2 separate regions of the Mus musculus genome follow, and region 1 is linked to region 2. A link is a loop called in an ENCODE intact Hi-C map of the cell type or tissue named here. Cell type or tissue: gastrocnemius. All regions are shown on one strand. Links, peaks and the distances in the headings refer to the core of each region. The heading gives the core; the rest is flanking DNA. Region 1 holds the start of Gm36499 (a long non-coding RNA gene). Region 2 overlaps Gm36134 (a long non-coding RNA gene).

What was found. A loop is a pair of places that touch in the nucleus more often than their neighbours do. Peaks named below come from ENCODE experiments on the same cell type or tissue, not always from the same donor. Only the 100,000 strongest peaks of a DNase experiment are listed, where the experiment ranks them.
Region 1: it touches region 2 in a loop (3-fold over the local background); 8 of 42 quality-filtered maps call a loop at or near these places.

The regions. Positions count from the first base shown.
Region 1 is chr4:120,306,701-120,322,470 of GRCm38, forward strand. Gm36499 (a long non-coding RNA gene) reads right to left here and starts at 6,245. Exons shown (of 5, transcript XR_376607.3): 1 at 6,053-6,245; 2 at 5,840-5,930; 3 at 5,406-5,583; 4 at 4,033-4,151; 5 at 3,002-3,278. Gm36574 (a long non-coding RNA gene) reads right to left here. Exons shown (of 9, transcript XR_868086.1): 8 at 12,982-13,086; 9 at 12,402-12,440. In gastrocnemius, for the core only: no CTCF peak of the experiment used is centred there; DNase peaks (open chromatin) are centred at 7,117, 7,643 and 8,079.
Region 2 is chr4:120,230,397-120,246,166 of GRCm38, forward strand. The region is part of intron 1 of Gm36134 (a long non-coding RNA gene); the gene reads right to left. Among named protein-coding and RNA genes, the nearest start is that of Gm36134, 24 kb to the right of the region's middle. In gastrocnemius, for the core only: no CTCF peak of the experiment used is centred there; DNase peaks (open chromatin) are centred at 9,247, 9,542, 10,204, 10,875 and 1 more place.

The DNA.
Region 1 (15,770 bases), core at 4,738-9,737, 74 kb after region 2:
AAAATAGGGTGCCAATTTACTCGCTGTCCTATAACCACTGAGAAGTTTCCAGACATTGAACACCAGGCAGCACAAAGCAGCAGTCCCTGAGAGAGGAGAAACTAATGAGCTGAGTCCTAGGACTGCCAGTTTCCACCTGGGGAGAGTTTCCAGACTCTGCTCAAGGTAAGGAGACTGCAGCTCCCTCTGAGTTGAGGAGACAGAACCGGGAAGTCTGAGCAGCCCATCCCAGCTGGAATGCACAGGGCAGAGACCTAGAGAGAAGAGAGCTGGAGAGAGGAAGAGAGCTTCAAAGACCCTCAGGGCTCCCTGCAGGCCTGAACACGGGCAGAACCAGTACGTGAGTGGACTACCCAAGTACAAGGAAGGACCATCCCAAGGGAGCCAAGGAAATCATCTCCAGAGCTCACACAGACCTGGTACCTTTCACATGCCTAGCGGCCCAAGGGCAAACCCTCTCAGCTCCCAGCACAGAAAGCAGGGTTCTTAGGGCAGTGCTTCTTCTGTACTGGAGGGAGAGGAGTGGTTCTGCCTGAGAGGGCAGCAAAGCGGGCCTCAGAAGAACACTCTGTTCAAGTGACTTCACTGCACCCCAGAACAAAGCCCAAGAATATTTACCAGAATACTAAAACGATCAGCTCCTACCAAGGTGCAATCCACGATGGCTCACAGCCAGCCGGCAACCACCAGGCCCGCAAAGACACAGGACGATATGACCTATGTGAGGATGTAACGAACCACTAGACATGGACCCCCCCCCCCCAAGTAGCACAGAAGATGGAATTAGGTCAGAAGACATTAAATAAGTACGCTAACTATAGTCCATAGGTTGTGGAAGTCAGAGCAATGATTGATCACGTTAAGTAGAAAGAAAAGAAAAGAAAACAAACAAACAAACAAACAAACAAAAAAACCCTGACAACACAAAACCAAATTGAACTTCTGGATATGGGGGTGGGGAGATGGTGTTTGGGATGGAAAGAGCATGCAGCATGGAATTGGCAATGTGAAAGAAGTGAGTAGTAATTTAAAGACGTAGCAATAGGTAAGAACAATAAAGAGATGCTCAGCAGTAAAGGTACTTGCCATGGAAGTCTGGACACCTGAGTTCCATCCCCAGGATCCACATAATGGTGGAAGAAAAGAACGGAGTCCCCAAAGTTGTTCTCTAACCTCCATGTGTGCACATGACATACACTCTACACTAATAATAAACAAGTTAAAAATAACTTCTTTATTAAACTGACCAGTGCTGTCACACGCTGGGCAGAGGCAGAGGCAGAGGCAGAGGCAGAGGCAGAGGCAGAGGCAGAGGCAGAGGCAGAGGCAGAGGCAGAGGCTGAGGCAGAGAGGCAGAGGCAGAGGCATCTCTGAATTTGAGATCTCTGAGTTTGAGGCCAGTCTGGTCCACAGAGCAAGTTCCAGGACAGTAAAGGCTACTCTGTCTCAAAACACAAACAGATAGGCAGACAAACAGACAGACAGATAGAAAAAAAAGTTTTAGCAATGAAAACTGTCCAAAATAAAAGACAAGGGCAAAAAATATTTTAAAAAATTATTAATGAGCTATAGGACAGTCCAGCAGCAAATGTATGTGTAGTTAGAATTCCTAAGAATAGGGGTAGGGGGCAGAACACAGGACAGGACAGGATGGGGCAGGGGAGCTGAAGAGATGGTTCAATGGTTAAGAGCACTGACTGCTCAGTACAAGAGGACCATGGTTCAATTTCCAGCATCCACATGACAGTTCACAACTGTAACCCCAGTCTCAGGGGCTCTGGCACTCTCCTCTGGCCTCTGAGAGCACTGCAGGCATGCGATGCACAGACATATATGCAGGCAAAACAACCATACACATACAAAAGTAAATAAATGGCTACTTTTTTCTTTTTTAAAAGAGGAAATATAAAGATATTTGAAGGTATAACAACAAAAAACCTTCCCAAGTTTGGAAAGACAACCATACATTCCAATATTTCAGTGGTCAACAGGCACAAGCACAATCAAGCATACAGCTTTATTAAAGCACACAACGATACAATTGTTTAAAATCAGTAATAAAGAGGAAATCTAAAAGATGTGGAGGAAAAGAGGATATATGTACAAAATAAGAGTGACCGCAGATTGCTTGTTGGACATGCTTCAGGGCAGAAGACAGTGGAGCATCTTTACAGCACAAAGGGAGAACAAAGACAGAGCAGAGACCTGCCAATCAATAAATACAGACTTTTGGAAGATGTAAAAATGCTGAAAGAACTCATCACAAATGGACACAAAGAAGGTTGGAGTCCTTGAGACATTAGGAAAGATAATTCCCCAATTGAGCCCAGGGTCTGCAGGAGGAGTGAAGGCTTCTGAGAAGATGGCTACAGGGGAAAGTACCAGACACTCTTTTTTTTCTGTAATTAAACATGTTGTGTGGGTAAGAAGATGGCTCAGTGGATGAAACAATAGCCATGCAAACTTGAAAACTGGACCTCAGTTCCCCAAACCCACTTAAAAGCCAGGCGGGGGTGGTGGACCACTCATCCATAATGCCAGCCCATAGAGGCAGAGACAAGAACTCCTTAAGCAAGCAGACTAGCCAGAGCCCTCATCTCCAGGATCAGCAAGAGAGTCTGCCTCAACATGGAAGGCAGGAAACAACTAAGGAAGACACCCAACATGCACTCTGGACCTCTCCATGAGCATGCACATATATGCATGCCCACACATGTGAACATGAATACATGCATTAATGGACAACACACACACATACACACACATGCTAATGAGGATAACTTATTGGATAAAGTCAAGCATATTTTGGTTTTATGATATATAGAATATAGAATACACCACCAACATAAAGGCTGACAAAGAGTTAATAGAAATTTCCCTTTAGATGCTTCTCTCTCTCTCTCTCTCTCTCTCTCTCTCTCTCTCTTGCTCTCTCTCTCTCTCTCTCTCTCTCTCTCTCTCTCTCTGTGTGTGTGTGTGTGTGTGTGTGTGTGTGTGTATGTGTGTGGCTGTAAGTCAGAGGTCAATATTGATTACATTCCTCAATTACTATCTGCCTTATTTTTAAGACAGGGTCCCTCCCTGAGCCAGGAACTCACTAGCAAGCCTCAGAGATCCTACTGTCTCTACCTCCCCAATGCTGGGATTCCAGGTGTGTACTGCTATACTCAGCTTTTTCCACGCTGTGCTGCGAACCCAAATTCAGGTCTTCATGCTTTCATGGCAAGACTTTACCAAGCAGGCCTTCTCCAGCCCCTGGCACATACTTGAAGGTGCTCCTGGATAAATAAATAAATAAATAAATAAATAAATAAATAAATAATATACTATCATCTCAAAAACCACTTAAGCCAATAAAAGAGATAAAATATAAAACTATTCATGCCAAAGAATGTAGAAAAAGAGAAAAAGGAGCCACCATGCAGGGTAAATAGAAAACAAAGAGGGCTGGAGAGTTGGCTCAGCCATTAAGAGCACTGACTGCTCTTCTGGAGGTCCTGAGTTCAAATCTCAGCAACCACATGGTGGCTCACAACCATCTCTAATGAGATTGGATGGCCTCTTCTAGTTTGTCTGAAAACAGCTACAGTGTACTTACATATAATAAATAAACGCATCTTTTTAAAAAAAGAAAACAAAGAACAGGAAGACAAGATTTGAAACTCATTCATATTAATGACTGCATTCGATGTAAATGGTCTAAACACCACAGTTAAAGTCAAGAGTGCCAATTTGTTTATAAAGAGCAATATCTAGCCCTATATTGTATGCACATATAATGATATAAATATGATATAAATTGATTAAAAGTCAAGCAAACAATACATACCATTCTTAAAATAATCAGCCCAAAAGTGAAATGGCTACATTAATATAAGACAAAATAGATTTCAAGTAAGCAATATTATCAGAAGCAGAGTTGTTTCATAATGATAAAGGAATCAATTCATCAAGGAGAGATAATAATCTCAAGCATTTATATCCCTAGTAGTAGAGCATTAAAATACATTAAAGAAAAACTGTTAGACCTACAATGATAAGTGGATACACTTCCAATTATAGTTGGAAATATTTTAATATCCATCTTCCATTGACTGGCAGAACAAAAAAGCAGAAAGTCATCAGGGTTATATCATCATTGGATTGTTTTCCTGGAGGGAAGACATAAACAAACAACTCTCACCTCATGTTTAACCAAATAAACCAACTTCACCCAAGTCTAGCCTAGTGAACTGATAAGTTGACTAAGGTCATTTACAGCAATGTAGGTGACACAAGAGCAGATGCATCATTAAAAAACCTACCCCTAACGTGGCCATTGATTCATGAAAGCCACATTCCCAGAGATCTCTCTACACAGAGGCCCCAAAGGACATTGTGAATCCTGTAATTTTCAGGAGGCTCCTGAGCCTTGTGTGTTTCATATACTTTGGAGCCTTATAAACTTCCCTCTAGTTTCAACTAGGAGGAGCTACAGTGTAGTAAGTAATAAACTTGAAGAACACTATCAACCTGCTTGACCTAACTGGATCTTTATAAAAAGACTTCCCACAACAACAGAAGACATACTTTTAAATGGATATAAAATTGTTACTCAAACAGATAATATTTTGACCATAAAACCAGGTGCAGTAAGTTTGAAGTGGACTAAATTATATTCTCTGACAGTAATAGAATCATAAACAAATGGCAAAACATTATTTGAAACCCCCTCACTCATGTTACCTTAATACTTGAAATAGAAATAACATGAGTTAATAATAGAAACAAGGGTATTAGAATGCATTTTGAGTGGAATGAAGGAGATGGCTCAGTCAGTAGAAAGTGCTTGCCTCCCAAGTATGAGACCTGAGTTTGATCCCCATGTTTAAAAAAAAAAGCAAGGCATGATGATGCACGTTCATAATCCCAGCACTGGGAAACAGGCAGGAGCCTCCTGGGAGTTCACTGGCCAGTCAGTCTAGCCAATTAGGAGTCTCGTTTCATTTACAGACTCTGTCACAAAATGTAAGGTGGAGAGCAAAAGAGAAGGACACCTAGCATTGTCAACTCTGGCTTCTGTGTGTGTGTGTGTATGTAGGAGCACATCTGAGTGGAAAATATAGCAAAACCAGAAAACCTTCAATATATTTTGTGGCCATAGTCATATATGGAATAAAAGTATAAGAACATACAATGTCAGATTTTTGGTTAAGAAGAGACAGTGGCTTTGACCGTGTTTTCAATATTGTATTTCCTACAAAAGGAGAGCATTGTGACATACACATGGTAAAATGTTACAGCTTTCTTACATGAAGTGAACAGGCTCCACGGAGGCCAGCAATACCTCCCTGTACCTTGCCACACCCTTGGAGGATTTTTGTACAAGTGAATTATGTTGCAATATGAAAGGAAAAGGAAAGAACCTGTGTTTCCCTTCTCCACTGGTACACAACGAAGAGTCTGTCGCATGGATGCTGAGCGAGATAAAGATGTCTGCAATCCAGGAAGACAACCCATGCCAGACACCACAACAGTCAGCACTTTGACCTTGGGCTTCACAGCCTCCAGGTCCTCAGCAGGAACTGCTTTGGCCAAAGCTGCCTATAGTAGCACAAGGAGAGCAGACAAAGACAGTTAGGTTTGTCTGTCTGTCTTTTTTTTTTTTTAATCACATCTACCCAAATGGATGTGATGCAAAATGGCAGCGTGGTTTTTTGGTTAGTTAATAGTGAGTATCTTTGGGTGTGTGTGTGTGTGTGTGTGTGTGTGTGTGTGTGTGTTTCCTGATCGGTTTAGCTATATACATCTCCAGGGATCACTGCACTCATGTGGAACAACGCACACAAAGCTGGCTTACCATTGCATTGGAGCTGTGGAGTTCATCCATACATGGAATAGGAAAGAAAGGGCCAGCCACAGAGAACTTTATGGACAGCACCCAGGATATGCTATTAAATGAAAATTTTAAAAAGACACAGATTAGATGGCATATGATTTAGAAGAAAGAATTAAAGTGTTTATATTTCCATATAGAACCCTTTAAAATGATCTCGAAGAAATTTCAATTAACTCATCAGTTGACTTAGTGTATGAGAGGAGGTCTCGAGGACTTCCAGGAGCTGGTCCTCTTCTTGCGGCATGTGCGTCTCACGGATGGATCTCTGGTCCTCGGGGTTAGAAGCAGCCTCCTTTACCTGCTGATCCATCTCACAGGCCCCCTGTGAAAAGATTTTAAAACAATTGCCACGCTGGGCATGGTGTCACATACCTGTAATCCCAGAATTCACATGGCAGAAGTAGAGGGACTCCTCTGATTAGAGGGAGCTTGGTCTACAAAATGAGTCAGGACAGCAAAGGCTCTATAGTTAGACAGCATCTCAACAAAGAGCTGAACAAGTAAACAAAAGAAGTAGCGCATCTAAGTGATGAGACCTGGGTTCAAAGGAGTCATGATAACACCAGGATTCTTAACTGTATAGTTTACTGCATTGCTTTTTGAAGCATTTAACCATGTTTCTTATACAACGCACACATACACACATCTTAAACTTTAGGCAAAGTGGGTAGTCCTCAGCTTATGCATTAACAGGAAGTCTCATGAGGATCCTGGTAGTGCTGTTAGCATCACACGTGGTACAACAGCGAAAACTGGGGCACAGAGAGGCTTGCCCAAGCTCATCTGTGCCCAGCAGATAGATGCTACAGCTATGCCAAGTGCCAGGATTACATCATTCTGCACCCCAGAGGAAGGAAAGGCCTCATCTCACCCAGTACTCACTGCTTGGCAATCCCAGGGGAGAACTCTGATTGGCTCTACTCAAGTCACATGCCCATCCTTATGCTAAGAAGCAGGAGCTACAATTGAATGTAGCCTCAAAACCACAAAAGGAGAAGGAGGGTCATGTCTTCACGGAGAGGAAGGATGACAATTAGGGAGCAAACACGATGCTGTACAGGTCATATCAGGCATGACAAGTGACATCTGTTTGTGTGGCATGCGCCACCATACAGGTCTATGTTTGCTGGCTGTGAGAGACCAGAGGAGGCAGAAGTTAGTGAGGAAGGCTTCTTGGAGGGAGGAGTTTCCGGCTGCGTTTCAGGTTGTAGACAGTAGGTCTTCACAACAGTGTTGCTGGCAGTGAGAGACAGTGGGACATCAGCCAGGACCCAAAGGAGGAAAGGAGTAACAGAGGTGGGGCACATCCCTTGACATCTCACATGCCGGAGCCCTAACCCCCGAGAACTTCAAAATGTGGTTACATTTAAATAGACTGTAATTAGGTTGAAATGAAGCTCTAAGAGTGAGCCCCTGTCTGATCTGATAGGTGACTTGATCCCAAGAGTGGATTGCCAAAGAAGCTCACAGGTACACAGAGGAAAGGCAACTTGAAAACTCAAAGAGGCCACAGGCAAGCTAAGGAGAGAGGACCACTGTGTCTCTGGAGCTGACCTCTGAGCCATGGGAGACTTATTCTTTCTGTGTGGGTTTTGAAGAGTGAGGACCAGGTGGAACAAACAGGTATTTCCCACTTTCAGCTGGCTTTGCCTCTGCTAATGACCCCCTGAGTGCTGGACAGTATTAAATGCACCTTATAGAAAAGAAAAACCTGGCTTTGGACAAGGAAGGGAGGTGGGCCTGGAACCTGGCCATAGCTCATTCCTTCTTCCTGCCAGGACCCACACTGGAGCGGGCTCAGGAGTCTGCTCCCCATCCCGAGGCTCTGGTCAGACCCACAAGGGCAGCACTGTTAGCATGGAGCAAGGGAATTCATTGCTGGGGCTCCCGGCTATAGCCAGTGACTACTCTCCCTTGTCACCCTGTTTCTCTCACCCTCTCACACATTGTCACACCCATTAAATGAGACAATGTGAGTTAAGCTGTTAGCACTATCCGGGCATCAGTGAGCACTTGATAAACGGCTCACAAACACACAGACTCAGAGGCAGGGCTCCTCCATACCACACACACCCTCCTGCAGCTTCATTCTGCCCTCTGAGATCTCTCCTGGGCAGGATCTCTCCCTGGCTGGATCTTGAGTAAGGGCCAAGAGGCTGGCAGTGTGGTGGAAAAGCTTGTTGCTGGTGAGCCAGCCCCTCCCCAGAGCTCAAATCTGGAGAAGCCCCAGGAAAGAAGCTGAGGCTGGCAGGGTGGGTGGCAAAGACAGAACAAGAGATGAAAGCTTTGGCCCTCAGTCCCCAGTGTACTCACGGGGCTCCTGAGAAGGTCACACCAGGGACAAGTTTCAGAATAACAGACTAAGCAAAATACAGAAGAGGGGAGGTACCAGCTTTAGACTCTACAGAACTGAATTAGTCTGGGGACAGGATTTTGTGGGGATCGTCCCTGGTCCCTGAGGTCTTCCCACCTCAGTTAAAAAACATAGTTCTAACCCTGAGAACCAAAGGCTGATACTGGTCTCTCAGGGGTTGGGGGAGAGGACAAGAGGGAACCAATAGGGATGTTGCCTTCCTATCTCCTACACCATTGCCCATTAGGAGGTCCCTGGTCCTTGGTTAGATATTGATAAATAAAAAGAGAAAAGAAGTCATCAAAGTAAAGAGGAACTTCAGTCGGACCCTCAGAAGACCAGGAAAGGAGAAAGGCCTGACCTGGTTTCCAACACCATCTCAACACCATCAGCACTCTCAAGCTATGGAGCCCAGATACATGGACACACAAAGCTCACATCGTATACCATCAGCACACACTCAACCTGGATTTCCTGTGCAGATTCATAAACAAACACATCACACACTTGATACTGTTAGCACACACTCAACCCACTCAGACATGTAGACAGACACAGCTCACACTCACTACCATCAACACACAGCCTGGGTTTCCTATACAGAATCATAAACATACACAGCACAAATTCAACACCATCAGCACACACTCGACATACGTTCCCTACACAGATGTGTACGCAGGATGCACACCTATGGGAACCTTCCCAACAGCCAGAATCTCTCTAGCCAACACTGAGCACATACCCCAGCCAGGCCAACACCACCAGCAGATGTTCCCAGGGACAGGCACAGAGTAGATGTATTTGCACATGTGAGCACACACTCATGTGTGCCCAGACATGCAGGAGCTGCACACTCTGCTCAGAGAGCCTTGGGTTTCCCTTCCTGCTCTCCCCAGTGGGTATCTGCTGCCCTCCATTCATCTTGTGTGTCTCCTCAATAATTATTAGGCCAGGACAGGTCTTTTTTTTTTTAAAGACTTTAAGTACTTAAAAATATTTTATATACATATATAAATGTATGCATTATACATATTTTTTATATACCTGGAATTGGAGTTACAGACAGATGTGAGCCACCATGTGGGTATTGGCAACCAAATCCAAGTTCCCTGCAAGAGCAGCCAATGCTCTTAACCAATGAACCATCTCTCCAGCCCCTAGAACATATCTGTTCTTAATACCTCTCCAGTCCTCACCTTTTCTCATCAGGGATTCCTGCAAACACGTGCACACATACACACACTGTGCATACTTATGAGGGAGCCTTAGGGAACAGTCTTATTCCCTAAAGAGAGGTAGCACCACTTTGGGTAGCAGGGAGGTGAGGGTAGGGACCACTCTAATCCAAGAATGTGGCTTCCTGGCTTCTTGTTTAGACCCCACTAGAAGCTCCAGCCCATGGGTGCTTGCTGCTTGTTGACAGTTTCAGGACATACCATACTGTTCTTTGCACATAGAACTTTCCTACCCAGAATGTCTTCCAGCTCCAGCTGCCGGCTGTTCTCGGAACTGAATTTCATGAACTAGTTAAAAACTTCAAGGATGCGGACAGAAAGTCACCAAATTTTCCTTTTGTTCGTGGGGATGTTTACAACACAGAAGCCGTCCTCCACTCACAACCATTTTCTGGAAAAGATGTGTCGATGCTAGCAATGTAGGAAAGGCATAATCTCCAGGAAAAAAAAAGTAATCCTTTTCTTAAACACTGCGGGCTTTATGCAAAAATCCACTGCATGTCCTTTTCCTCCTTTGAGCCTATGAACACTGAAATGTCTCAGACTTACATTTGGAACCACTGAGTCCCTGACTCACCCACACTTCCTCCAGGAAGCCTGCCTCTCAGGCCATGGCCACATTCTTCCAGCACTAGTCTCCTTGTCTGTGAGACTGAGCTGTGCAGTGCACACAGCCGCAGCCATATTGTTCCTCCTCAAGGGCCTGCCCAGCTAAGCACTGCCAGGTGCTTAGCACGGATTATCCCATTCTATCCTCGTAAGCCTGAAAGGTGAACGTGTGCACATGGGAAATTCTTAAGTGGCTTCCCCAAATCCTGTGCCCTTTGCTGGAGACTTGGACAGGGGAGTGGTGGAAGGCACTCAGAGACAAGTCTAGCTGCTGATCTGGGCTTCCCTTTGGGCTATATGACCAGTCTGGGCCTCAATTTTCTTTTCTTTTCTTATTTATTTATTTATCTACTTTTTATTAGATATTTTCTTTATATACATTTCAAATGCTATCCCGAAAGTTCTCTATACCCTCCCTCCACCCTGCTCCCCTACCCACCCACTCCCGCTTCTTGGCCCCAATTTTCTTATGCATGGACTAGGAATGGTAATATACACTTTCGAGTGCTGTCCTGGGGCCATGTGAGTAAGTCCTATGAGACAGTATACGCCAGCTCCTCTCCTGTATGCTCCATCTCCCCTTCCCAACCCCACATCCCTGTGGCTTTCCCTAAACTTCATCCTCCCAAAGGCAGTCTTCTAGTTCCTTTGTTTAGGTCTTCTCTATTTCAACAGAGTTTCTAATTTCTGTGCAGAGAGCTTATCTGTTTTGGTTACGTCTGTTTCAAAGTACTTAAGGTTTTCCTGTTATTTTAATATGTTTTGAAGTTTTACTTTTCCAGTTGCTTACTGATAATATAGAAAAGACAGTTAATTTTTTTAAAGAAAGATTTTATTTATTTATTCTTTTTTATGTATTTGTATGTGTGTTATGTGTATGTGTGTCTATGTTTGAGTAGTCACAGATGCATGCAAGTACTTGGACAGGCCAGAAGAGGGCGTCAGATACCAGATACCAGAGCTAGAGTTAGCATAGGTTGTGAGCGCCATGTGGGTGCTGAGAAAAGAACTCCAGTCCTCTAAAAGAGCAGCAAACACCCCTGGCAGCTGAGCCATCTCTCCAGTTCCCTAAAGTTAGACTTTATGCTTTATATTGACTCTCCCTTCTTAGTTCTGATAAGTTTTGAGGACTGTGGTTTTCTACAAAAATAACTACATTGGCTACATATGAAAACAGTTTAACTTTTCCTCCCCAGTCTTTGCATCTTTGTTTCCTTTTCTTGGTTTATCACACTGTCAAGGATGTTTAGTAAAATGCTGAATAGAAATGACATGACCAAGAACCTTTACCATGATCCAAAAGAAGAAGAGGAAGAGAGGAAGAGGAAGAAGAGGAGGAGGAGGAGGAGGAGGAGGAGGAGGAGGAGGAAGAAGAAGAAGAAGAAGAAGAAGAAGAAGAAGAAGAAGAAGAAGAAGAAGAAGAAGAAGAAGAAGAAGAAAAAGAAGAAAAAGAAGAAAAAGAAGAAGAAAAGGAGGAGGAGGAAGAGGAGGAGGAGGAAGAGGAGGAGGAGGAAGAGGAGGAGGAGGAGGAAGAAGAAGAAAAAGAAGAAAAAGAAGAAAAGGAGGAGGAAGAGGAAGAGGAGGAGGAGGAAGAGGAGAAGGAAGAAGAGGAGGAGGAGGAAGAAGAAGAAAAAGAAGAAGAAGAAAAGGAGGAGGAGGAGGAAGAAGAGGAGGAAGAGGAGGAGGAGGAAGAGGAGGAGGAAGAGGAGGAGGAGGAAGAGGAGGAGGAGGAGAATACTCATCTTCCAGTAGGTAGAACAGAATGAAGTATTTTTACAGATGTCTTTCATTGGGCTGAGGAACTTCACTTCTATTCCTGGTTTGCTGAGAACATTTGTGTTTTCTCAGATCATGAGTGGGCATTGAATTTGTCAGCTCAATACTCTCCTGATGCTCTTTTTCTCCGTCTATTGAGCTGACCTTAGGGTTTTACCCTTGATTCTGCCAATGCGGTAAATTAAATCAATTGTCTTTTTTAATGTTAAACTTTGCACTCCTAGAATAAACCCCACTTAACAGTCATTATGGTTTGGATCTATAAATGTCCCCAATGGCCAGGAGTTTGGGAAGATGGGATCACAGAGCTCTGACTTCATCAATTAATTCATCCACGGATAATTCATAATTAGAGAGGTGATAGACACGGTCTTTGTTAGTAAGCTTCTGAGTTTTTTTTTTTTTTAAATTTTTATTTATTGATTATATGTAAGTACACTGTAGCTGTCTTCAGACACTCCAGAAGAGGGAGTCAGATCTCGTTACGGATGGTTGTGAGCCACCATGTGGTTGCTGGGATTTGAACTCTGGACCTTCAGAAGAGCAGTCGGGTGCTCTTACCCACTGAGCCATCTCACCAGCCCAGCTTCTGAGTTTTATCCCCAGCAGTGCAAATGATGAGTTGATGAGTAAGAGTTAGGGGAGGAGGAAGGAAGAGGAGAGGAAGAGGAAGAAAACAAGAGAAAGGGGAAGATTAATAATAATGATGATAATAGTAACAACTTGAAGCAGAATTCATTTTTATTAAAGTATAACTAATCTAAACACTGTGAGAGACAGATAGGGGAGTGACTTACTCAAAGACGCACAAGAACTGAGGGGTTTCTAACCTACAACCAGTAACTATAGTTTTTCTCCCATGGGTTGCATCACCTGGTCCTGTCTCCTAAGAAGCTTCAGAGTTGCCTCTGCTGCATCTGGTGATAGGTGAGGAAGCCAGACTAGTGTTCCACCCTGACGGAAGAATCCCCATGGGCTGGCCTTGTATGGCACCTGGGAACTGCTCATTCTTTTACCCAATGCTGCCCGTTTCTGGGCATTCAGAGGAAAGAATGAGTACAATTGGGCCAGGGGTGGGTGAGAGGGTCCAGGACAACAAGTTAATAACTTAGAGAATGTGTACTTACCACACATAGATTATGTGCCCTGAGATCCAGCCCAACAGCAGTGAGTAAGATCAATGAGGTCCCTGCTTACACAGACCTGAAGTGCTAGAGCTCTGTGGAGAACACCTAGAGATAAACACATTGACAAAAACAAAAACAAAAACAAAAACAAAACAAAACAAAACAAAACAAAACAAAAAAAAAACCAAAGATAATGTCAGAAAGTGATACATGATATAAAATTTTAAATGGATGATATGAAAGAGTGACAGACAAGAGAGCATTAATGTTGGTCAAGAAGACATTCCTAGGAGGGGCCAGATCTAGGAACTGAGATGTGAGTGACAGGAAGGAGGCAATCCAGCAAACACCGAGAACAAGGCATCAGTGAGACCAGAAAAGCCAGTGCCAGATTACAGTGAACTTTGTAGGCTGGAGAGGGACTTCCGTTTTATTCCCAGGTCATTGGGTTCTCAGAATGAAAATGAGATGATTTATTGGCATTTCAAAGAGCATGCTAAGGCTGAAGTAGGAGGGTCATGAGTTCTAGGCCAGCCTGGACTACAAAGTGAGATTCTGAAAAACAAACCAAAACTAAACCAATCCAAACAGATCACTCCATAAGGAAAAGCAAATACGAGTCTGCTGAAATGATTTAATGAGCAAAGGTGGTTTGTTTTGTTTTGTTTTTCCCCAGACCTGAGAACCAACGTTAGATCCCCAAGACCCATCTGATGGAAAGAAACTTATGGAAAGTGTCCTTTGGCTTCTTTTATAGCCATGGTATATGTGTGTACATGCACACACACACACATTCATACATACACATGCATGCACACACACGTACATACACATACATGTATACACACACGTATATATACACACATACATACCTACATGTAATAACTGCTTTTAAAAAGAACAACGTATTTATGTTTCTATATATATTTTAGAAATTATCCAGATATGGTGGTTCATGCCAGTAATGCCAACACTCTAGAGATGGAAGCTGGAGGATCAGGAGGAGTTCAAGGCCAGCCTCAGAGCTCAAGGCCAAGTTGAGATATATGTCTCAAAAACGTTCTCTACCCTTCAAAAATGGAAATTAAGTTTATAATGTGAAACCCACCACCTGGGTCCTTTCACTGCTAAATTGTATCAAATGCTTAAGGACCAAACAGTAGCCATCTTCTCCAAATGCAGGAACTACAGAGGAAGGACTCTCACCCACTCTGTTTCTGAGGCCGGCACAAACCTGCTGCTGCTCATATTTGCACAGTGAACTGTCCCTGAAGGTTGTGAGTTAAAGCAGACTTCTCTTCCTGTCTGTCACTAGGCTGGGGTCAGGGATTTGGACAGTGGAGAAGGCCCATCGGAGTTCTACAGCCTCAGCTGGTGTGCCTCAAATTGTGGGGTATGTGACAGTCAAAGGTTCTGACTCTGTATCCTCTCCCTTCTCCGTAGGCCTCCTCTGAGCACCATGGTGATCTCTGGGTAGTTAGATCTCCATCACAGTTGAGTCTAAATCCCTAGAGGCCTGGAAGAAGCTACAAAGTTTCTTGTAACTAGCTTTGCTTGCTGTTGGCCAAGCAAACCAGTAAGGGAAGACAATTAGCCACCACTTCTCAGCAGGAAAGTTGAGCATACTTCCCGTGAAAACGCTGATGACATCACTAAGAAAGAAGGCTACCAGTCAAAATCACTCATGAAAAAAAAAAGTGTGATGCTATTTAATAAAACAGTTATCAAATCAAGTCTCTACCGATTCATAAAAAGCTGATAGCACATTGTTACTGTGTCAGTCAGTTGTTCCTTATTGTGACAAAAACAAAAAAGGAAAACAAGAGGAGAGAGGCAGGTTTGGGCTTAGAGTTCCAGAGGGCTCCGATGGTCCACCAGTTGTAGGCTATGGGCCTTTGGTCAGGCAGTGTGTAGCAAAGAAGACTTCTTATCTAACAGCATCCAGCAAACAGAGCCAGAGAGGAAGAGACTGGGGGCAAACACAATCCCAAGGGTGTACCTTTGAAGAATCCAATCCCTTCAACTAAATCTCACTTCCTAAACATCTGTGGTGGTGAGTTTTACATCACCTTGACACAAACTGGAGTCATTTGGGAAGAGGGACCATCTACTGAGAAAATGCCACCACCAGATTGGCCTGTACTGGATTTTTTTGATGGATGATTGATGTGGGAGGACCCAGCTCTCCCTGGGCAGTGTCACCCCTGACCTGGTGGTCCTCTAAGAAAGCAGGCTGAGCAAACCACAGGGACCAAGCAGCACCACTCCATGGCCTCTGCATCACTTCTTGCCTCCAGGTTCCTGCCTTGAGCGCCCTACCTGACTTCTCTCAGCGATGCAGTATGACCTGAGAACTCTAATCTGAAATAAACCCTTTCCTCCCCAAGTTGCTTTTGGTCATGGTATTGTCATAGCTTCATCCCCACATTTCTAAGGATGCAACTTGCTCCAATACTGATAACCTTACCATAGATGAAGAAACTGAAGCTCAGAGAGACTCGGTAGCTTAGCCCCTGCTGCACAGCAAAGTAGCTGGAAGAGCTGGCGCTCAGATTTTCCCCTCAATTTATGATCCACCAACAAGGGCATCAATTTCAGAGATTAACAGCTGCAAATGATGGCATCAAACTGGCTGCCCCAGCAGCCCTCCGAAGTGCATCTCCAATTCAGGTTTATCTTCATTAAGCAAGTAATTCATTACGGGCGGTAAGCATTCACATCAGAGTGAGAATATTAAAAAAGTAATTATATTTTTCACAGTGCAGCTTTCTGGGTAAATTGTATGCAAA
Region 2 (15,770 bases), core at 6,805-11,804:
TGTAGCTCCTTTCTGGTGCCCACTGTGGCTCAGCAAAGCCCAGCAGGTGGAGCCAAGAGAGGCGGCTGTGTCTACTGCTTACCACTAGGAGGCGCCAAGCTGCAGCTGAGGCTGGTCAGGTGCACCTACTGGCTCCGAGACCCAGCCTGACAGAGGAGGCTGTCTTGACAGGAAGGCTACAGCAGGTGGAGGCCACCCAGGGTGAGAACAGAGATCCGGCTACCTGAAAAGGGTTGCCATCTTGGCCTTACCATAGTAGACTAACACCCAGATATCCCCACAAGAGGTCTTAGACCCACGTCACAGGGAAACTGAAAGAGAAGAGGATTGGCTGGCTGTGAATTTTGGACTCCCAAAGCCAACAGATGCCCTTGAACGTGGCAGAAAACCTCTGTGCCGCAGTCAAGAAAAGCTGGAGCACCAGCCCCTAAAGCCCCTGGGCTTCAGGTAGACAAGAAAAAGCAGCAAGCCTGATGGTGGAGGCTCTGAGTGGAGAATGGAAGAGGCACTGGGTACAGAGAGAAAGAAACAGGGAACATCCACAGAGGAGTGGAAAGGGTTTTAAAGAGTCATAAAAGATGCAACGAGGGTAGGAGACAGGTGGGTAGTGCCTGAAGCCAGGCCTGAGAGAGAAGGAGCCTCGAGAGGCAGAGGAGGAAGAGTAGAGATGGAGAAGAGAGCAGAACAGAGCCATCAGAAGAGAGGTGGAGACAAGGAGGTCTCGGAAAGAGAGCCAGGCAGGAAGACAAGGAGAGGAGCCTTAGCTTCGCCCTCACAACCCTTGCCTCTGCCTCTCTGCTAACTCTGCTCCAAAGGCTGGGGTGGGGGGCAGACACCACCTCATGGGGATGACGGTTGAGCAAGGTTCCCTGGGGCACTGAAGGCAGACAGGCAGGTTCCCCAGGGTCGCGTTGCCAGGAGATGAGAGCCTCAAAGCCCCAATCTGTCTCTGGAGTCTCCTCTAAGATGGGCTTGAAGCTCAGCTGGGGCCCTTGGCCCTATAGCTCCCACCTCTTACCCTCTTGTATGGCATGCTGTACAGAGGAGGTTTTGGAGACAGAGGGAATTCATATCTGGCAAGTACCCGCTATGTGCCCTAGTGCCTGCTAACCCTCATCGCTCACAGGGCATAGGTACTCAGGTGCATTTTTGACCAACACTGAAGTCATAAGGTTCATATTTCTGCTTGCCCATTACCAGCTATGTGTCCTGTCGCCCATGTTGCTCTCCTTCTGCCTCACAGCAACCTCCTCTTAAACAGCAGACTTCTGTAGACTGGTCTAGGTAGAGGAAAGATAGAATGGGTGGGGGAGGAGCAGGAAATCTGGTTTTAAGCCTGTGGGAACAAACTACAGCCACCTCCAGGGACAAGGCCTGTTATCCCCTAGACCCTTAAATAGACATAATAAGACAGAAGCCTAAAGTGCAGGCAAAGCCATACCCAAGTTCTTATGTCCCTGTGTGATGCTTTGGGTCATTTATTAGGGCAGTTTGCCTCTGGGGCCTGTTTTTTAAGTCCTTAAGCAAACCTACTGAACCCTCCCCCAGAAGGCTCCGGTCCGCAGTTACAGGTGAAGAAATGGTCTTATCTCTGTGCCTTTACCTCAGTTCTCACGTCAGTAAAGGGTGATCGTGTGCACAGGTCCAGCCAAACCTAGGGAAGTACAGGATAGCTAGGGACTCTCCTGATGCCCGCCCCCCAGCTTCTAGCCTGGCCTGGCAGGCCAGTAAGAAACCTTGAAGGCAGCAGAGGGAGATCTAAGGCTAGGCCACAGCTTGATTTATGTTCCATGTCGCCTGTGGCCTGGGTGATCTCCACAAACCATAAATCTCTGCTGCAGGCTGGCCTCTCCCTGGTGGGTGGCAGGGGCAGCTTCAGGGAACTGCAGAGTGTTCTACAGAGAAGAAGCCCCACCCCCCCCATTCCCCAGTCTCCATTTGCTTGGCCACCTCCAGGATCCTCTGGGGTTCTGAGACCTTAGCTAGACACAGGGCATCCAGCTTAAAGCACCTGTGTCACACCTGTAGTCCTTCAGGCCTCAGGAGGGTCCTCAAAGCCTGTATGGGGCATGGGTTGCTATCGGCAGCTGTGCTAGGCCACTCTTACCTGGGCCCTCCAAGTCTGCCCACAGAGGCCTGGACACAGACACCTGAAGTCAAGGACCTGCGTCCCAGGAATCCCATCACCCTCCTGGCCTTTTATTTAGCATGCACTGAAATGACAGTAGCCAGCATGAGATGGAGCACCCAGAAGCGACCCCTTCTTATAGGCACACCCAACAAAAGTGTGTCATATTCTGGCACAGGCCCTTTCTAACCTTGCTCACAACATTGTGCAATTCACAGGGCTGTGTGTGACTGTGACTGTGGGAAGGACAGACAGATTGGGACTGGGCCAGTGGTGTGTGCACACATGCATAGTTACCTGTTGTTCCTGGGTAAGCTCAGGGGGCATGTGTGTGTACTCATGCTTGCATATACATGTGGCACACATCTGTGCATGTGCTTATTCATGCACAAGTACATGGGTGTGTGTGTGCTTTTGCATAGTTGAGTATGCCTATGCATAACCATATAAGTGTGCATACGTGCACACACATGCATCGCTGTATAAGTGTGCATGGGCACACACGTGAGAGATACAGATCTTCTCTGGCTTCTCCAAGCCCCTTCCCCTGACTCATTTCCTTCTCCCTCCATGCCTCCTCCTCGGCCTTTTGGCTGTTCCTCTCCACTTCCTTCCATAGCCTGGGCTGGTCAGATGGGTAAGTGGGAGCTGATCACCCGCCTCTCACGAGACCCTGCTAATCCTCTTAGCACCCACCTAACGGAGACCTTGTCTGTTCTCAGCAAGTCTAGGAACCACAGCTATGACAAACAAGCATCCAATCCAACCCCCATCAGGGTTCATTCAACAAACCCCAAATCCTCAAGGGCCTGAAGGGACACTGCTCAGTCGCTCAGGGCCTGTCTTGTCCATTAGCCCTTTGGACTTGAGTTCCCTGGGGCTCAGAGTGCTAATGCACACTTGACAGTTAAGGGCACTGAGGCTTAGAGAGCACAGAGCCTCCTGGAGGCCACACACAGAACAGGTCCAAGGCACAGCCAGTTTAGTGGTGGCTTCCCTCAGCCCTGAAGCCACAAGAACAGGAAGTATACTGGCTGCTCCCCGGAGCCCAGAATCCTAGGATTCTGCTGTCTAAGTCTCTTTCCCTGGGGTCCCCAAGATCCCAGGATCTTTTCAGACTTCTTTCTTGCCTGCTGCTTCCACCTATGGTGCAAGGATACAACAGCAGCCTACAGCCTGTCCATGTCCATCTCAGTCTCTGCCTGACCACCTTTTGGGCCAAGGGTCCTGCTGAAGCTGCTCAGGTAGCCAGGCAACCTGCTTGCACGTTCCAGCTCATTGCTCTTCCAAAGCCAGAAGAACCTGTCTGTTATGTACGAGTTGTTGGGTGAGCTGGCCCACTAGGCCATCTGGTTCCTTGAATCCTCACCACCATACTCTCTCCACCCCGTGGGGTCGCATGCATTCAGCTCAGGATACAGCTCAGCCAGGAGGGTTTCTCTGCTTCCTTCCCATAACTCTGATCCCACAGGCTGGCCCTTCTGCTTGGAGTACCTCACCTAGCTCATCACTCTCAATACCGTTTGACCCCTAGTCCTTGACCTAAGTTCCACTGTGTCAGAGAATCTCCCTCTCAACTTGATAAGCAAAGTGTCTCTGTCAATCTCCAGGACATGTCTCACACTCATGGGTCTCCATCTGCATCTTTTCTTCCATATTGCTCTGGTTAGGAGAGGCCACATCTCAGGCAAGAAGTCAAGGGACACGGAGGTCCAGGTATGTCCGAATGATTAGCGGAGATGTCAGACACATAGGAAGGTTTTGCTAAAATCTTATTGACTGAGAGGATGAATGGAGGGGGGTGTAGAAACAAACAAACAGGTTCCTTCCACGGTCCTGTGTGGGTGAGTGAGTGATACGTTGGGTAAGGAGAGGTCAGGAGGCCCTGCCCACAGTTGGCAGCTGAGGCCTGGTGTGCTGTTCTGCTGGGTGGGAAGGTAGTGCACTTCCCCCCATCAGCTTGAGAGGACTACCCGTGCCTTAATTATGCCTGTGCTGGCTTCACTGTGCCGCTCTGGCTCAAACTTGCTGTGCAGCCCAGAGAAAATCACTGCCCGTCCCTGAGTCTCACCTTTCTCATCTAAAGACAAGAGAGTCGAAGAGGTGGTCCCTGTTCTTCTAGGAGGCCCTTGGTGCTTGTCACCTTCTGGAAGTCATGCCTCTGTCTAGTCCTAGATTAGAGATATAGAGAGTGTAAAGAATGAGAAGGAGCCGGGTGTGGTGGCCCACGCCTTTAATCCCAGCCCTCGGGAGGCAGAGGCAGGCGGATTTATGAGTTTGAGGCCAGCCTGGTCTACAAAGTGAGTTCCAGGACAGCCAGGGCTATACAGAGAAACCCTGTCTCAAAAAAAAAAAAAAAAAGAAAAGAATGAGAAGGGTAGGGTGTGGCTTCTGAGAAGACATCACAAAAGGGCAGTGGACTTGTGGGTTGCTTGTTATTTCTCTGAAGGAAGCCACATGCCATGTTGTGACATAACCAGCTACTTGACACTTCTACTGCCTCAAATGCTGGCCACTCCCACTGCCAAGCCCTGCCGCCACGGAATTAATCTCTCTAAACCATACACTAAAATAAACCTTCTTCCCTTAAGTTGCCTCTTTAAGTGGCAAATGCAGCCCCTTCCCGTGGTTATCATAGACTCCACGGCTCTTAGAAACCAAAGAGGAACACTCCTCCATTGTTGGTGGGATTGCAAGCTTGTACAACCACTCTGGAAATCAGTTTGGCAGTTCCTCAGAAAATTGGACATAATACTACCAGAGGATCCAGCAATACGTCTCCTGGGCATATATCCAGAAGATGTTCCAACCGGTAAGAAGGACACATGCTCCACTATGGTCATAGCAGCCTTATTTATAATAGCCAGGAGCTGGAAAGAACCCAGGTGCCCCTCAACAGAGGAATGGATACAGAAAATGTGGTACATTTACACAATGGAGTACTACTCAGCTATTAAAAGGAATGAATTTATGAAATTCCTAGGCAAATGGATGGACCTGGAGGGCATCATCCTGAGTGAGGTAACACAATCACAAAGGAACTCACACAATATGTACTCACTGATAAGTGGATATTAGCCCCAAAACTTAGGATACCCAAGATATAAGATACAATTTGTTAAATGCATGAAACTCAAGAAGAACAAAGACCAAAGAGTGGACACTGTGCCCCTTCTTAGAATTGGGAACAAAACACCCATGGAAAGAGTTACAGTGATAAAGTTTGGAGCTGTGACGAAAGGATGGACCATCTAAAGACTGCCATATCCAGGGATCCATCCCATAATCAGCTTCCAAACGCTGACACCATTGCATACACTAGCAAGATTTTGCTGAAAGGACCCAGATATAGCTGTCTCTTGTGAGACAATGCCGGGGCCTAGCAAACACAGAAATGAATGCTCACAGTCAGCTATTGGATGGATCACAGGGCCCCCAAAGGAGGAGCTAGAGAAAGTACCCAAGGAGCTAAAGGGATCTGCAACCCTATAGGTGGAACAACATTATGAACTAACCAGTACCTCAGAGCTCTTGACTCTAGCTGCATATGTATCAAAAGATGGCCTAGTCGGCCATCACTGGAAAGAGAGGCCCATTGGACTTGCAAACTTTATATGCCCCAGTACAGGGGAACGCCAGGGCCAAAAAGTAGGAGTGGGTGGGTAGGGGAGTGGGGGTGGGAGTGTATTGGGGACTTTTTGGATAGCATTGGAAATGTAAATGAGGAAAATACCTAATAAAAAATTAATTCTAAAAAAAAAAAAAAAGAAAGAAACCACAGATGGACACGACCCAGCCTTGCTTGGCCATGGATGTGTGTTGATTCACAAGAAGGGCTTTTCTTAGAGATCACAGGGTGACAGAGGGGCTTCAGGCCTACAGAGACTGAGTGATTAATTTTAATGTCCAGCTAGGCTGATTCTCACCGCCTTCCGGGTGAGGAGTGGCAGGGGAGTTTTGGCCTTGCCTAACATATAAACACCAAGTGGCTCTGAAGTCTGTGTCGCTGGGGTTTTTGCATGGTTTTATTATTCTCCCCTGTCTGTAATGCTTGCTGGTGGTACACATGTATCCGAGGAGGGCGGTTCAAAGAAGGTTTGTGCAAACGAGTATGGACTCTGAACTGAAAGGGCAGGGAAGATTTGAGCACCAGGTTTGTAATGCCCCTGACCCTCAGCTGTACTCTATCAGGAAAGTCAGGGAGACTAAAGCACGAAGGCTGATGACTTTAGCTGTGCCCCATGTCTGCATTACAGGACAGTCCTCCAGACAGACATCTCCAGGCAGGGAGGGATAGTTCCAGGAGGGAGAGGGGGCAGACCTGAAGCTGTGGACCCTTTTCTTTCCCTGATTCTCTGCAAGTAAGATGCAGCCTGAGGATACAGTGGAGGAGAGTACCACAGGAGATGCGTCCTGGGAGCAAATAGACGGGGCAGGGCTCAGAGACATGGATTCCAGTCCCAGCTCCACTAGGAGCCAGCAGCAGGGATAGGAGCAGCTGTCAGGATCCTCCGGGTCCATTCTAGAATCTGTGAAAAAGACAGATGTCCTGTATCCACAGCCAGAGGTTTGGTGGCCGCTCTCCATGGAGATCAAATGAGAACAGAGACAACAGGGTAAGAAGGCAGAGGGCAGGGCTTTAACAACCACACCAGGAGGATGGAGTGAACACCCCAGCTGCCTTCCATGTCTGACATGAGCTCTAGGCTGAACTGGAAGGTGAGTTGGGATGGATGACGCAGAGGTACCTCAAAGTAGGCTACAGTCTGCCTGGTCATTAGCACACCCTGGCTCTGCAAGGACACTCACTTGAGGGGACAGTTCAATCTCTAGGAGGCAACTACTCCTGTGTATTGTGCAGTCTCAGCTCCCACCTCAGGGCAATTGCTCATTTTATAGGGCAGTCTGTTCACATGGTTCCCACCTTCCTGACTCCCAGGTGGCTGCAGCTTCAGGATGATGACTGGAGAACCTCGGGGGCCCTTTTAGGGGCCTCAAACAGGACACTGTAAAGACTACCGTCCCACACCTCGGTTGTTCTTGCCTTTGTGTCTCCTCTCACCCATCCAGCTCTTAACTCAACAGAGGCTGCTTGAGTGATCCACACACTTATGTGCAGAGGTCAGCAGGAAGCCTGCAGTAATGAAGACAGCTACAAGACGAAGGCAGTCGGCCAAGTGTCACCCTGCCCCATACCTATCCGGCATCTGTGGCTTGAGTGAGTTTGCTTTTTAGGACAGGAACCTGTGGTCATTTTCTGTGACGGGGTCTCATGCAGCCCAGGCGGACCTCATGCTCACTATATAGCCAAGGATGGCCTTGAATCTCTAATCCTCCACTTTCCAAATACTGGGATCACAGGCAGGCATCACCACACACAGCTTAGGAAAGAACTCCCTAAGTGTCTGTTATACCACTGTGCACAGAATCCCCCAGAGTCCTACACTAGGGCACATGGTCTCCATTCATTTGACACTCTGTGATCACCAGTAAGTGACAGTCATGGGGACAGGACAGTAGGTATACAGGTCCCACTCTCCAGAAGCCCTGCTCTAGGGAGAAAGATCCAGTAAGTGATGGATGAGGGAGTGTGTGAAACCTCAGAGAATTCTTTCATACTACGTTTCTTCAGGAGGATTCCTGAGGGGGACTCTGCTGCATGGTGCCTTCTCTTGGGGACCCAGGCTTGAAGAGACTCCATGTCCAGCTTCCACAATGAGGCACATGGGGCAACATTGCATAGTACCATCTCCCAGTAGCAGCTCTAGAAATGACAAGTGGCCCTTGGCCCTTGGTCACACCTCCCTACTCCCATGCAGGTCTCATGGTCTCACACACCACCTCCCTCCAAGGGCAGGGAAGGGCGGTAGCAGCTCAGGGTATATTTGGTAGAAAGCACTAAAGCCTACAGTGGGCAGATCCATGGATAAGATCTATGGAGGAAAATGGTGTGAAGGAGAGGCAGAGGGTGACATTTATTTCTAATTATGGTGGTAGAGTGAGTCCTCTAAGAAGGTGACACTGAAGCAAAGGGTCCATGAAGAGACCCCCTACAGAGGGTTAAAAGGAGTAAAGATCTTGAGACAGGTAGCAGGCTAGGAGTCCAGTAAGTGGGAACAGTCACCCGGTAACAAGAAGCCACCATGTGGGAACGGCTGGTCTCAACAGGATTAGACTCCTGTTTGTTTGTTTTCTTATTTTGATTTTTTTTTTTTTGCATGAGTGTGTCATAGTGCATGTGTGGAGGTTAGAGAACGATGCCATAGACCTGATTCTCTTTCCATCTCTACGCAGGCTCTGGGGATTAAATCCAGGTCATCAGGCTTGTGTGGCAAGTACCTTTGCCCACTGAGCCATCTCACTGGCCCCTGATTTTGGTTTTCTGAGACAGGGTCTTGATACATAGCCTAGGTGTCTTAGTCAGGGTTTCTATTCCTGCACAAACATCATGATCAAGAAGCAAGTTGGGGAGGAAAGGGTTTATTCGGCTTACATTTCCATACTGCTGTTCATCACCAAAGGATGTCAGGACTGGAACTCAAGCAGGTCAGGAAGCAGGAGCTGATGCAGAGGCCATGGAGGGATGTTCATTACTGGCTTGCCTCACCTGGCTTGCTCAGCCTGCTCTCTTATAGAACCCAAGACCACCAGCCCAGAGATGGTCCCACCCACAAGGGACCTTTCCCCCTTGATCACTAATTGAGAAAATGCCTTACAGTTGGATCTCATGAAGGCATTTCCTCAACTGAAGTTCCTTTCTCTGTGATAACTCCAGCTGTGTCAAGTTGACACAAAACTAGCCAGTACACCAGGCTAGCCTGGAATTCATATTCTTCTACCTCAGCCTCCTGAGTGTTGAGATTACAGGTATGTGCCACCATGCTTAGCCAGGGTTGGATGACAGTTGGGATGAGATGGGGCTCATCATTTGTCCCAGGGTGGCCACTGGGAAGCAGCACTGACCATGGATAGACAACTGTGTGAGGCAAAGACCTAGTTCTACCCCTCAGTAGCTGGGGGCGGGGGGTGAGGTGGGAATTGTCTCCTAGGGTTACTGAGAGACATGCTCTGACATCCCAGCGCTGCCATTTGCTGGTTTTCCTGTCACTCTTGCTTTTTTGCCTGAGAAGCCACACCCCCTTTCTCCTCCCTGGTCACATTACCCCCATCATAAAGATGTTAACACAGGTCTTTCCCACCCTCTCTGAGTCCTAGACCCAGAGACTCCAAGGTCTCCTCCACCTCTGGGTCCGTATCTGCATCTCCTGAGTGGGACCAAGCCTGACCAGCTGTCTAGGTTGAGGGCAGAGCTTGAGGGAGCACCAGGACCAAGAGCAGGTGGTATTCCCTGAACACCACCAGGTAGACAGACTCCCATCTGCCCATGAGCGCCTCCCTCTAGGGGGTTGGGAAACATAGGGCTCCCACCCTGAACTCCTCAGCCCAGCCTGGCTCTGGCAGCCAAGCCCTTGGGTTGGCATGAGCTGGTGGCTCACCCAGGAGGGGAGAGCAGCTGCAGAGAGGGTGGGAGAATTCCTCCTGCTGCTGGATTTGTAAAACAATTGATTAAAGACAATGCAATTAATTATTCTTTGATGAAATAGTGGAAATTACCAAGAAAATGAAGATTTCAGCAGCCGAACATTAAACCCCTCTAATTATGTCATTTCTGAAAAGGGGGGAGGGAGGGGAAAGGGTGGAAGTGGAAAGATGGAGGGAAGGAATGAAGTTTAAAAATAGATGGGGTGACCCTGGAGCTCCTTGCAGGCTGGGTAGTAGAGGCATGGATGAGGAACCACCACATGGTTCCAAGAAGCAAACAGAGACTCCAGAGCTCTCTGTGGGGTCTGGAAACAGCCTGGGGTGGGGGCAGACACTGGGCTGGATGCCTTGAGCACCTAAAGCGCATGCTCAGTCCTTTCTCTTTATAAACAGGGCAGAACGAGGCTCAGAGAGGTATCACGGCTTGCTCGGGGATGCACAGCGATCACCAGATATAAAACTTGAACTTGGGTCTAACCCCAGAACCTGAACTGTTTCAGCCCTGCCTGGCTGGAGTCTACTGGAGTAGATACTGCAGACAGCTTTGGCACATGCCACTCTAACAGCCGCCCCTCGCAGTCCCCAGCTCGGGGTTGGTTTGAGGGCTGAGTAACTGCCAGGTGCCAACCTCAGCTTGATCTGAATTAAGCCAGGCATCCAATGATACCTGGTGAGATGGGGATCTTCCTAGCTTTCCGTGTCCTCTGACCCCCCCCCCAATATGCTTCTGTAGGTCAGGGAGGGGTGGCAGGTAGGTCCTGACTATGCTTAGCCCAACTGCCTCTCCCCAAAAAAAGACTAAAATGCTTAACACTTAGATGCTGCCAGCCTGACTCTGCTGAGCGATGCTCTTAGGGGTTGCTGGGTGGCCTTGTTTCCCAGCCCCAGCTCCCCTTTCTGCCAGAGGATACATCTGTCAGTCCGTGAGAGACTTCTGGGCACAGTCTGTTTCCATTCAAATAGTAAACCCAGTCCCAAGAAGCCCCAGTAAGCTCCAGGAGGGCAGGGGGAGAAGAGGGATGAGGGAATTTGGACTGGATTGGAGGATGGAGGCAACAGAGAGGCCTGTGGGGGTGTCAGAGAGGGAACAAGAAGGAGATGGGAAGAAGTGGACCCTGCAATAGGGCTAGTCCCTCTCACCCCCTCCCCCAGAGAGCATCAGAGGAGGTCTAGCTTGCTAGAATGGCTAGCCCTGACTGGGCCAAATGCAGAGGGCTGGTGATTCTCCCTCAGCTTGGCAGGGATTCCTTGTCACAGCTTGCTCTGTGGTTCCCTCTCCTGGACCTTATCACAGGCAGATCACATAATTTTTCTGAACACTCTCAGTCACTATCGGGTTCATTTTTTTTTTATCAGTTAATATTTCCAATCTGATCTGGCATCGAAACTCCAATTTCTCATTCAGTCTTAACAAGCCTTTCCCTCTGCAGCTCGGTGGGCTCTTGCAGAAACACCTGAGGCAGAGACACCAGAGGCCAGTTCGTGGGACGAATGAGGACCCAGAAGTTGCCCCCAGGGAATGCTGCTGATGGGATCCGTGGGAACTTCCTCCCTGGGACCCTTTAGCTGGTGTCTCCCTCATGGGACAATGGTGTCTGCAGCCTTAATGGCTCGGTTACTGTTTCTAGGCTCCCCACTCAGGCTCAGAGAGCTTCCCTTTGTGTATCAGGTACCCCTCTGTGCTGTGTGCCTGCATCTGCGTAGGCTACTCTGATCACAGAGAAGCCAGGGCTTGTAAGGCCACCACAGCCAGCATTGAGTCAACACCCTTCCAGACTGATTTCAAAGTAAGGTGTGACTGGAGGGGACATGCTCAGCTCTTCCAAGCATTTTCCCTGAAGTCATCCTACACCTAGATTAAGGGAGTTAACGCTGCACTGTCCCCACACAAAGAGCATCTGTCACAGGGCTCCTCTCTGCCACCAGCCTCCCTGCTCCACCTTCACTACTCTTCTAATATGGCACAGAGGAAGGTAACAAAGGTCCCAGAACCAACTTGGGGCTGCTATCTCACGAGGCCCAAAGAGCTGTCCATCTGTTTGGAATGTGAGAGTTCTCAGCACAAGAGGTAATTCCAAAGGAGTGATGTCCGGTTTGGATACTCAGCCAGGTGTATCAGTAGCCCACATCAACTCAGAACTTCTCGGCCACCAGTCCTGACACCTTGCCCAGACTCCCTTCCATTGGACGAGACATGAAGACCTCGTGTGTATTAAGGATAGCACTGCATTGTAACCACCTCAAAGTCTCTGTACAAGACACTGAAGCCTGAGGCAGGCATAGCACCAAAGGTCTCCTGACTGGTCTCTCCACAGATCACACACTTGTCACAGTTCAGCCCCCAGCCCTGGTCTCTCTGAACAGCCTGCTGCAGGGGCGGTAGCCAAGAAAACCCTCACCCTCGGAGGCAACAGCAAGAACAAGACTGACTAGATGGGCCTGTGTTCGAATTCTGATGCTCTTCTTTTGGCTGCCATTTCTGAAGCTAGTTTCTCTCAGTGTGAAATAGGTATGCTAACACAACCCATGCAGGCTGGGAAGATTCACTGAAGAGTCCCAGCCAGGCGTCAGCATAAAGCGGGCTAGTCTCCTCAGGACCCTTCTCTTGAAAAAAATCTCTTCCTCCTGGGCTTGACTCAAGCCCAGCAACCAAGTCTCTGGCTGGACAGGGTCCTGAACTTGTCATTTTTGCCAAATAGAGGATGGCTGTGATGTGCCCAGAGCTCTGAAAGGGTCCTTGGAACCAATAGTGGGGCACAGCCGAGCAAGCGGGAGGGCTGTTCTTCCACCCATCTGCTCCCAAACCCCTCCCACCAGGGATGGCGCTCCGCCCCTCCCCCAGCTCCCAGCACAGATGGCAGGAAGGAAATGCCAAGGCAGGGACAGGGAGGGGCCACTCAGCCCCCAGCGGCAGCAGCCCCTGCCAAGCTTCCCACAGGAACAAGAAAGGAGCCCCTCCCTCACCCATGGCATTGCCCCTCTGAGAGCCACAGCCCACTGATGCCCTGGTGCCTTGCATCCTGTTGCTATGGTAACCAGGACGGGGCTGACGTGCCGACAGGCAGTCCAGGAGCCGCTGCCACATGCATCACTTGAACTTGATGTGACAGACACTGGCAGGCAGCCTGCACAGGGGTGGAGGGAGGTGGTGCCCCGTGGGCAAAGGGATCCAGACCAGACAGGGGAAAGCTCACATGGAAGCCTGCCAGGCAGGATGTGTTTAGGGTCCTCTGAAACCTGCAAGGCCCTAGAGACCCCACCCATGGCCTGTTGTGGGTCCTCTCCAGCTTCCATTCCCCCACCCTTTGTAACTTGGAGGAATGGGCTGGGTAGGAAAGAAGAAATAAAATAGCACGGGCTTATTTTGTGACTGAAGTATTACACAGATATGGCTATTGTGGATAGCCAGCCTCTGTCCTGGCTTCCGCTCCTTCCTGCCATCTGCCAGCCCTCACTTTCTGTTCTGCAGAATGGGGCTATAATGCTGTCTTTGCCGTTGGATTCGACTGTCCACTCACTTGTGTAATAAAAATTCCCCAGGCTGGTGATGAGGCTCAGTTAATATAATGCATACCTAGCATGTGCAGAGCTTGGTATCACATATGCCAGACATGGTGGTGTATGATCGTAATTCCGAATTGCTGAGATAGAGGCAGGAAGATCAGGAGCTCGGGTCATCCCTGACTATGTAATGAATTAGCCTGGGTTACATGAAATCTTGTCTCAAAAAAAATTAATATTATTTATTATTATTTTGTTACCTAAGCCCTTTTTTCACAAGTATTATGTTAGGTGCTAGAGACACAGTGAGCAAGACTGACCTGTTTCCTACCCTCCTTGAGCTGATATTCTAATGGGAGGGGCAGACTCTAAGCAAAGATGACAGGATCTGGTGACACTGGGACAATAGAGAGACCAGGAGTTAGAACATCTGGACAGAGGCTGAAGTTAGGAAAGATGCTGAGACCGCAGCATCTCAACTTCAAACTCACTGAAGAGCTGGAGACTCTTGGAGTCAGGTTCCCAGGTAAAAGATAACTGTGCTGAGGAGGGAGGAAGTGGGGAGGCGAAGCACCTCTGCAGGGGAGAGCACCATGGTGGGGGGCTGCCCAGCACCACATGGCCCCACTGCTTCATTCACAGTATGACAAGAAGCTAAGAACAGAGGCAATGTGGTCTGACCTCCATTGCACGCTGTTTGCACCGGAGACTGCACCCAGAGACAGGCTGGAGGCTGTTGAGTAGAGGCCAGGGGCAGAGCAAGGATGAATGTGGTGTGAGTCTGGGGGCAAGTGAACGAGACAGAGGGAAGGAATCAGATTCAAAGATCATTCATGGAGCTAGAATCACTTGGGCTCACGCATGGTCTAGATGTGGGGACAAGGGAAAAGTGAGTGACCTTGAGTCTCTGGGTTTCGTATGAGGTAAGGTATTGGGGTTGCCTATTTCTAAGACCCGAAAACCCAGGTAATCTATGACCCATCTGTAAAGATGAGACCTAAGGTGGTAGTGAGAGCACACCTGTACTCTCAGCACCCAGAAAGCCAAGGCAAGAGGATCTGGAACGAGGATCAGCCTGGGCCTCATAGTGAGAAATTAAGCCTATTGTCTATATGGGAAGGGAATGCAGCTCGGGGGCAGAGTGCTTGCCTAACATGTGCAAAGCCAGAGCTCTGCTCAGTCCCCATCCTCAGCCCTGCATGAGTCAGGCACAGAGGGGAACTTCTCGAATCCCAGCACTTAGAAAGTGGAAGTAGAGGATCAGGAGTTCAAGGGCACCCTCAGCAATATCGTGAGCAGAGGTTAGCCTGTCACACACACACACACACACACACACACCACGGACAGGGTGGGGCTTAAGTTATCTTTAACCTCTCTTAGCCTGACTCCTTTAGAAGATGTACCTGGCAAGGCTGCGTGACAGGAGAACTTGGTCACAACTCTGGTTTGTAAATGACAGAGACACACCAGGGCATTTACAGGCATGGAGGATTGACGCACAGACATGACCAGAGAGAAGTGTCTACTGGCACACTTGCTTGCCCAGATCCTGAGTCCTTTAGTCTTTTTTAAATTAGAATCAAATGTAATTTTTTTTCCTCTTCAGTGGGGCTGTCTTGAGCACCTTGGGTCTAAAATTATTAAAAGTGAACATGACAGACTTACTGTAATCCTAAACTTGGGAGAATGAGGTGGGAAGATGAGAAGTTTGAGTCTAGTCTTGGCTATGTAGTAAAACCCTGGCTTAAAAACCCCAAATAAACACACACACACACACACACACACACACACACACACTCACACACACACACAAGAGGTGATATGACAATGAATAGTTTGTGAAGAGGAAAGAAAAGAAGCACGAATGCCCACACACATGCACATTCACACACATTTGTTTTTAAATTTTACTATTCTAAAAACTATGTACTTACTGTCTTAGCTAGGCTTCACTGCTGTGAACAGACAACATGACCAAGGCAACTCTTAGAAGGACAACATTTAATTGGATCGGGCTTACAGGTTCAGAGGCTCAGTCCATTATCATTTAGGCAGACGTGATGCAGGAGGGGTTGAGAGTTCTAAAAGCCTCTAGGAGACTGGTTCCCACTTGGTTAGAAGGAAAGTCTCATTGCCCACCCCCACAGTGACACACTTCCTCTAACAAAGCCACACTTCCTAACAGCACCATTCCCTGGGCCAAGCATATTCAAACCACCATATCCACAAAAGCAGTGAAAGTCATTTTAAACCAAAAAAAAGAAAAAAAGAAAAAAAAAGAAAATTTGGGGAAAGAAATTATAGCAGCACCCTTTTGACTTCAATGTAACAAATAGTCCCCTACATTCTCATCCATAACATGAGAGAATGTTAACTGACTAGGCTCGAACCACACACCAGCCTGTGCTTAATTGACTATGGGCAGGGTCCAAAAGGAACATGGCAGCCCACTCTGGATGCATAGATTGTCTGCCATTCCCAAAAGAAGGGGAGGGTGCTGAGCAGACAGTGCCCTTTACAGGGGCGTCAGCTGAGTCCCTGACCAGAGGTGTGAAGGAGTCTGGAAGACAAGGAAAATCTACAAAGAAGTTGGGAGAGT